Regions from separate parts of the Homo sapiens genome. Here region 2 is linked to region 1. A link is a contact called in ENCODE Hi-C data. All regions are on one chromosome and are shown on one strand. The core of a region is the stretch at or near the end of the contact, and the rest is flanking DNA. Distances in the headings are between cores, read along the strand shown. Region 1 overlaps HDAC9 (histone deacetylase 9). Region 2 overlaps HDAC9 (histone deacetylase 9).

Evidence for each region. A loop is a pair of places that touch in the nucleus more often than their neighbours do. Pooled maps may share reads with other maps.
Region 2: a map of aorta shows a loop between it and region 1 (2.4-fold over the local background). The contact joins two enhancer-like sites. A Hi-C loop is called at or near these places in 3 of 168 maps with a recorded cell type or tissue (aorta, breast epithelium and cardiac septum), 1 of 37 single-sample maps with no recorded cell type and 4 of 50 pooled maps.

The regions. Positions count from the first base shown.
Region 1 is chr7:18,588,897-18,592,693 of GRCh38, reverse strand. HDAC9 (histone deacetylase 9) reads right to left here. Exons shown (of 26, transcript NM_178425.4): 4 at 2,208-2,358; 5 at 1,052-1,178. Among named protein-coding and RNA genes, the nearest start is that of HDAC9, 95 kb to the right of the region's middle. Within about 2 kb of position 2,338, at least 2 of the 41 ENCODE cell types and tissues checked have a DNase peak (open chromatin) inside an H3K27ac peak, as active enhancers do.
Region 2 is chr7:18,636,701-18,640,441 of GRCh38, reverse strand. All of the region lies in intron 8 of HDAC9 (histone deacetylase 9), which reads right to left. Among named protein-coding and RNA genes, the nearest start is that of HDAC9, 140 kb to the right of the region's middle. Within about 2 kb of position 1,706, at least 3 of the 41 ENCODE cell types and tissues checked have a DNase peak (open chromatin) inside an H3K27ac peak, as active enhancers do.

The DNA.
Region 1 (3,797 bases), core at 1,089-3,588:
TATGGTATCTGTCTGTTACCTGTTTTGGGATGCAGAGAAGGGCGGATACCTATAAAATAGCCTTATAAGTACATTAACTCTTTAAATAGAACTCCCAGGCTGCTTACAATATTAATATAACAGAGTAATCAAGTACTATTCCTATCTTTAATGGTGTGAGGGATTGAAAAATATATAAGTGTAAAAATATATGGTCATTTGGCAAACACTTCTAAGAAAGAAATGAAACTATTATCTATTAGTTTATTATCCATATATGATTTGCCTATCAGTTCTTTGCCCTGAGTTTTAAAATCACCACATCCTCTATATTTTATTGAAATATTTGTGTATTGGACTTACAGAAATACAGTTCTATAAAAACCACAATACCACAGTGTATTATGTTGTCAGGTTGTGTGTCAGGAGCCAAGCTATTATTTTGCTGTCTGGGAAGAAATGAAGTGAGGTGGGCAGGGGTAAACTATTCACTGAAGACTTAGAGTTATTTATTTAGCAACCTCTCAACTTCCCTTCCCTACCCTCCCTTATCTTCCTTTCTTCCTTCCTTTTTTCTTCATTTGAGACAAAATTCTACTAGATTTTTGAAAATAGCTCTGACCTCCATCTTACACCAAGTCAAGTGTAATAAAATCACAATCTGCTAAACCTTTTGAAATTACTATATAGATACCAAATGCACCAGTTGAGAATGGAAAAATGCAAAATACAAATTTCTTTGCCCACCTCACATTTGTCAGTTATTCATTCATCAAAGAACATATATACTTCCTTGCCCTCAAGTTGATAAATGCTACCATTTATTTAGCACTTCTCTCTGTTATGTACCTTACCATGTTATTTTATAGGACCGTGCCAGCAACCCTAGAGGGCATGCACTATTATTTTCCTCTTTTTATGGAGAAGGAAACTGATCCTTAGAGAACTGAAGGAACTTGCCCACAGCCAGACAGCTGAGAAATGGCAGGCTAAGGATGTGTACCCAGGTCGGCTAAATACAGAACCTGTGTTCTTTACCCCAGGAATGAAAACAGCCAAACACTGAACATACGTGTACCAGAGCTTGGGATGGCGGCTCACGGAATGATTTTTTCCATTAGTTGGAGTGTCTTTCGTTGCTGATTTACTCAGTAGGAACTCTTGAAGCTTCTGCTTTACTTCTGTACTTGCCACTGCCCCTGAAATACACACACACACACACACACACACACACACACATACACACACAGAAACAGATGTTGATGGTGAGTTTTGTCCTCTCATGCCTCTAGAATATTTGACAAAGATTAAGAAGTAAAATCGCTGGTCACAGCACATAAAGTTTTCCTATTAAAAGAAGAAACCACAGTCCAAATATGCTTTAGAAAATAGTACAGTAATGCTTTATAAATACTACTTAAATTGCAAATTTTCAAAAGACTTTCAGCTATTTCTTTAATTACTTTTGCAAAGAGGGAATTCCCAAAATCAACTTTTTTAAGTTTAAAAAATACTGCAGAGGAACAAAACACTGTATTTTAATAATCAAGTTATCTTGAGGGATTAGATCCATATTAAATCCCTTAAACACATTAAAATAATCTTTTCTGAGTTGCTAGTTTGAAAACCTTAGTTTTTAAAAAAACCCTTTGAGCATTAAACAAATAAATATTGCTGACAATTCCAGTTCAAGTCATCAAATTTTAAACTTTGCTACGACCTGATTTTGAACTGACCTAATACAGGGGAATTATTTGGATCTGTCTCCCTCTTGTGGATAGTTCTTTTGCATGTGTTATGTCTTAAATCTTCTCAAAGTTTGAGTATGCCAAAACTAAATGGAGGCAAGGCTTTACTTAGAGAGCAATTATTACTTGGCCAGGAGTAAGGAAGGCATAGTCAGGAGATGTGGATACAAGCTGATTATTAAACAAGATGGCATATATTAGACTGCTTTAGAATTACATTATTTTTAAGGTTCAAAACAACAGAAATCAGCACCTTTGCCAGATAATGTTACGTTTGCTTCTTGAGACGCTCTGCAGACTCAATGATGTGAGCTGGTATGTAAATGTCAAAACTTTACAGTTGGGTCTGTAATCTATGCTTTTAATTAAACACAGATAATTTTGACGAGTCTAACCGCACTCTTTATCAGGCTTTGTTCTGAATAATGATCAGCTAACGATGAGGAAAGAGAGTCCATCGTTTACCCTGGTGCCTCTTACTTTCTCGTCCTCTATCTTTGCCTCTGAGAGGAGGAAGCTGCTGTTCTCTGCGATGCCTCTCTACTTCCTGTTCTTGCCTCTGCTGCTCCAGTTTCTGCTCCTTTTCTAGGAGTTCTTGTTGCTGTTTTATGGCTAGAAGTTCCTGTTGCAACTTGCGAGAAGAGAAAGACATGAGAGTGTGCAATTTCTTTAGGCTTCATAGTCATCACTGACCAAAACTGAAATGTTATGAGCTTTTGGAACTTGTTTGTATTTAGTTCATATTTGTACCCACTTTTTCTGTAAATCATTGAAATCTAAGGACAAGCAACTAATGCAGTGAAGGTCTTAACGTCATCAACAGGCAAGTTTTAGGTAGCTCCATTATCTGTGCATCCCTATCAAAACTAACTGTTAAATTCACTCAGGTCTTCCCATTTCCTTTAATTAAATCTTTAGTTCCCTTAATGACTTTTCTTTGAACATACAAACAGGAAAAGGTAGGGACTGCCCAGAAGCCTATTTTACAAAGTCCCTCACATTATAAATGAACAACTGAAATCTTCCATTCTTAGCCTAAAAAATGGTGTAAAAATAATCAACGCAAATACAGAATGGTGAGATATTAAATTAATTTGGGGGAAGTTTACCTGAAGTAAACAAATGCTAAAAATTTCAAAATCTTACAGAGCAAGTTCTCAATAGACTAATGCAATGTATATATTCATAATATGTAGAATATATTATATACATATAGTCTCTCAAAATATCAAAATAGCAGAAGCTTTATTCTTTCATTCAGCACATAAAAGCTTTTAGATTAAAGACACTGGTCAAGAAGAAACCACTTCCACAAAACTTCATTTTAATGCACTATTGTTTAGCTTTCTGAATCCCTTGAATTCACTCTCAAACAATGAATGACATGAATATGATGCATTCTTGCACTCTTTTTTATTTTTATTTTTATTCTTGAGACAGGGTCTCACTCTGTTGCCCAGGCTGGATTGCAGTGGCACCATTATAGCTCACTGCAGCCTCAATCTCCTGGGCTCAAGCGATACTCCCACCTTAGCCTCTTAAGTTGCTAGGATTACAGGCATATACAACCACTCCTGGCTAATTTTTTAAAATTATCATTTTTAGTGGAGACAAAGTCTTGCCATGTTCCCCAGGCTAGTCTCAAACTCCTGGCCTCAAGTGATGCTCCAACCTTGGCCTCTCTAACTGCCGGGATTACGGGTGTGAGCCACCTTGCCCAGCCTGAAGCATTCTTTTTTAATAGCCATCTTGAGATGTCTATTTCCACTCAGACTGAGAAATATATATCTATGAACTATAGTAAATGTGCACACTGAGGAGTAACTAAAGACCTTGAGTTCTCCTTAGGTTCTGACATTAGTAGATATGAAATCCGGACAAGTTACTAAACTACTCGGAGCCATACTTCCTCATATGTAAGAGAGAGAATATCTCTCTTCAGCCGCATATTCATAACGTACATAAAATTTAGTTTTTAAGTTTGAACCCTACTGATTTTAATTATTATTATTATAGGTTGGGCATCCCTAATCTGAAAATCCAAAATCCTAAATGCTCCAGCATCTGAAA
Region 2 (3,741 bases), core at 457-2,956, 48 kb before region 1:
AGCCCTTGACAGAATGCTAGTTATACTAGTTATGTAAATAATTACCTACTTTTCCTTTTTTTTTTTTTTTTTTTTTTTTTTTTTAAGACAGGATCTTGCTCTGTCGCCCAGGCTGCAGTGCAGTGGTGCGATCAAGGCCCACTGTAACTTCAAACTCTTGGGCTCAAACTCCTGGCTAATGTTTGTTAGGTTTTTTTTTTTCTCCCTGTAGAGACAGGGTCTTTCTATGTTGCCCAGGCTCGTCTTAAACTCCAGGCCTCAAGTTATCCTCCCACCTCAGCCTCCCGAATTGCTGAGATTATAGATGTGAGCCCCCATGCCTGGCCAGTAATCACTCACATTTTAAAAAGCTCACAGAAATGTGGATATAGAATTTTCAGTTTACTGTATATTCCAAATTATCTACAATATGCATGAGAATCAGAAAAAGAAAAAATATATATATACACACAGAATTTTGGTGAGGAGCAGCCTGGACTTGTGAAACGAAGTCTGGCCTAAGTGTCTTATACTTGAGCTCTCCCACTCATAGCTTGTAACCCTGGGCAGCACCCAACTTCCCTGGACTTCAGAACCTTCAGCCTGAGACTGAAGCACCTCTGCCCAGCTCTATCAGGTAACATGTGTGTCTATTAGAATGGCATACAGGAAGACATCCTTATGAGTGTCAATCAGCTTTGGCTTTACAAGGTCCCAAGTCCCTGAATCCAGGCTATCTAAAAAGAACATAGCCACGTTTTAAAAAAGAAAAGCCTCAATCATTTAATATTTGCCTATGGTTTTCATGGGATTTTTCAAGATTGTATTTATTTTCTACTCTTCTTTCAGATAGCTCATAGAAAATTAAAATCTCCACGTAATTAAAAAAATTGTTGAAGCAGTAGAAATCTCTCAAGTTTTCATTTTACTGGACACCAAAGAAGGTGTTACTATAAAATGGTGAGACATATTGTGAGACCAAAAAACAAAAAACAAAAAACAAAAAAAGAAAGATCATTTGACAGAGTTTCCTTAGCATTTGAAAGGCACTGATGTTTTGTTAAAGATCTTACTTTAAAATATTGACTCATGTTATTCCTAGTAAATGATTATTTTGTCATAGCAACCTCCTTTCCCTGAATTGGGGGTGGGGGGAACGTGTTTTATTTGCTGCTATCTAAAACCACAGCTCTACACCCACTCAGAAGGGAGCATAACATTTACTGCAAATGTCACAACAACTATTATGAAACAACAGGCAGATGAGTCATGTGAGATTGGGGCAAAACAAGTGACATTACAGATGATTTTAGAACACTTAACCTTATTATTAGAATCCTTTTTTAAAAGCATTTGTATCTGCTGGAAAATTTATTTTAAAAAATAGCATAGCAGAGACAGCCACTAATGTTCAACTAGAAATAAACCAGCAGCTTGGCTACCGTTAAAATAGCTATCAAATAAATCTACTGAATCTAAAGTAATAGTGTTGATATCCATGGAAACATATTTGAACCCACAGGCCCACAGTATTAACAATAAAGTAACTAGATAGGTAAAGACATCCTTGACTGGAGTTGGAAATAGAAACCCCTGAGGTTTCAGCTCCCCAACCAAGTTTACAAATGAGTAAAGCAAGTAGCTCCAACAATCTGAGTTCTGGGACTGAGCATATGTAGGAAATAGAAGAAATGGAACAGAAGTGGTCAGAGCAGATGGAGACTCACTCTCACATGAGAGCTGCTGGCTTGAAGACAAACATGCTAATGAGTTTTCCCTACCAGGAGTCAGCGCTGATAATAACAACAAAAAATGAACTTGTTCCGAACTTCACAATTTACCACCTGCCTTCCAAACACTGATTCCTTAAAACAAAGCTGCTAGTGTAGGTATTACGGTACTACCTTCTCCTAGATCAGGAATCTGGGGGTCAGGGGAAGTCTGACAACTTGACCAATGATGACAAGGTAGCCGGTTTTGGAGCCAGGTTCAGGCTGAGTCTTCTGAATGGAACACCCATACATTCTACTACAATGTGCTATTTCCTGAACCTCAATTTATGAGTAAATTCTCCTCCTACTTCTGTCTTCCCTTTATCTAAATTAGGCAGGACATGTGAATTACAAGATAGAAAATTTTGTTTTCATCTAGGGCTCAAGATCTTTAGATATAGCCTGACTTTCCTACTTCTGAAGCAGCACAATAGGATAGAATCCCATTCATTTACATGGGCTCTGAATTAGGTGACATGCTTTTCTACTTACAGGCCATAAAATAAAGACTTCATTCAAATATACACTACTTTAATACGAAAACTTACCAGTGTTGCTTAAGCAAAAACAGTAAAATAAGCCAATTTTGTAAACGGTAAAGTATGCAACCATTTTTTTAGAGTGCAATATATTATGCAAATAATTCATACCCCCAAAATATTTGTTGCTATGAAATCCCGTACTACTATCAATCTTAGGAGACATCTGTAAAAATCATCCTAAATTCTAAATGATGGTTACTCAACTATGGCTAAGAAATTTTTTTTTTCTTTTCTCCAGTTTGGGTGGAAACATTTAGTGCTAAAAAGCTAGGATATTAATTTGCTGACAGTCTTAGTCTAAATTCCGCTGTCTCCTCACCTATCGAGAATGAATTACACCATAGATCTCTGTAAATGCAATACAGCAGAAAACCACATGTTAGCCATCAGGGTTGCATTTTTTGTTCTGGGCCACAGAGAGGCTACTCATCAGTGCATAAAGGTCTGCCCACCTGGCCTTTTGGATCATAGTTCAGGCACACAATTAATTCATTATGAGGTAAGTCACTGCTTGCTTTTGAACTCGTCTTTCCAGATTTGGAGGTGAATGTCCTGTCACTGACCTGAAGAAATACCTCTACCCTTTTAAACTCCATTAAATCACATTTCCCTCTGTTTTGTTTTGTTTTTCTTTTTTTAATGGTGGGGGTGAAAGGAAAGGTTTGCAGTGAGAGAATATGTTCAACAATTAGCTGAAAAGCTAGGGTACCTAAACAGATGATTTGTGCCAAGTTATGGCTTTAGAAATATAAAACAGATTAAAACAGTATAAGCAAAATCTTTTATTTACTTTCTTCACTGATGTATACTTACTGGTTGTTCCAATATGTTGTACTAAATACTATATGCACATACATATGTATTTACAATGAAGGAATATATGTATCTTCTTTAGTAACTATCAAATCATGTTTTCCCCCTTCTTCCCCCCTGAAAGGTAATCATCATGCTAAATTTTGTGTTCATCACTCTCTCGCCTCTTAAAAATATACTATTACTACATATTATCAAAGTATGGTATTACCATTTCTGAACCTAATAAAATCCTCCCATGTTGTAAGTGGTCTTCTGAAACATTGCAATGACAATGCATTTCTCAGAATCATACATGCTGCTGAATGTAGTCTAGTGTGTTGTTTTCATTTTTCAATGGCACAAAATCCATCCAGGGACTGATTAGAACCCAGATCCTTTGCTGTTTTTGCAGTTACTAAGAATTACACTCTTCATACTGAGAGATAACAACAATCTAAAATTTTTTGAAAAAAAAAATTGTAACCAAGTTGTTCTTTTCCTGGAAATTTACTAAATAGTTGCAGAGAATGGACCAATATCCAGATATAACTGCACTAACAAAAAGATGCTATCTACAACTAATAACCCAATAACTCCACTTATGTCTCTGGCTGCAAATATAAACAAAGTATTTATTCCATCTGCTATCATGT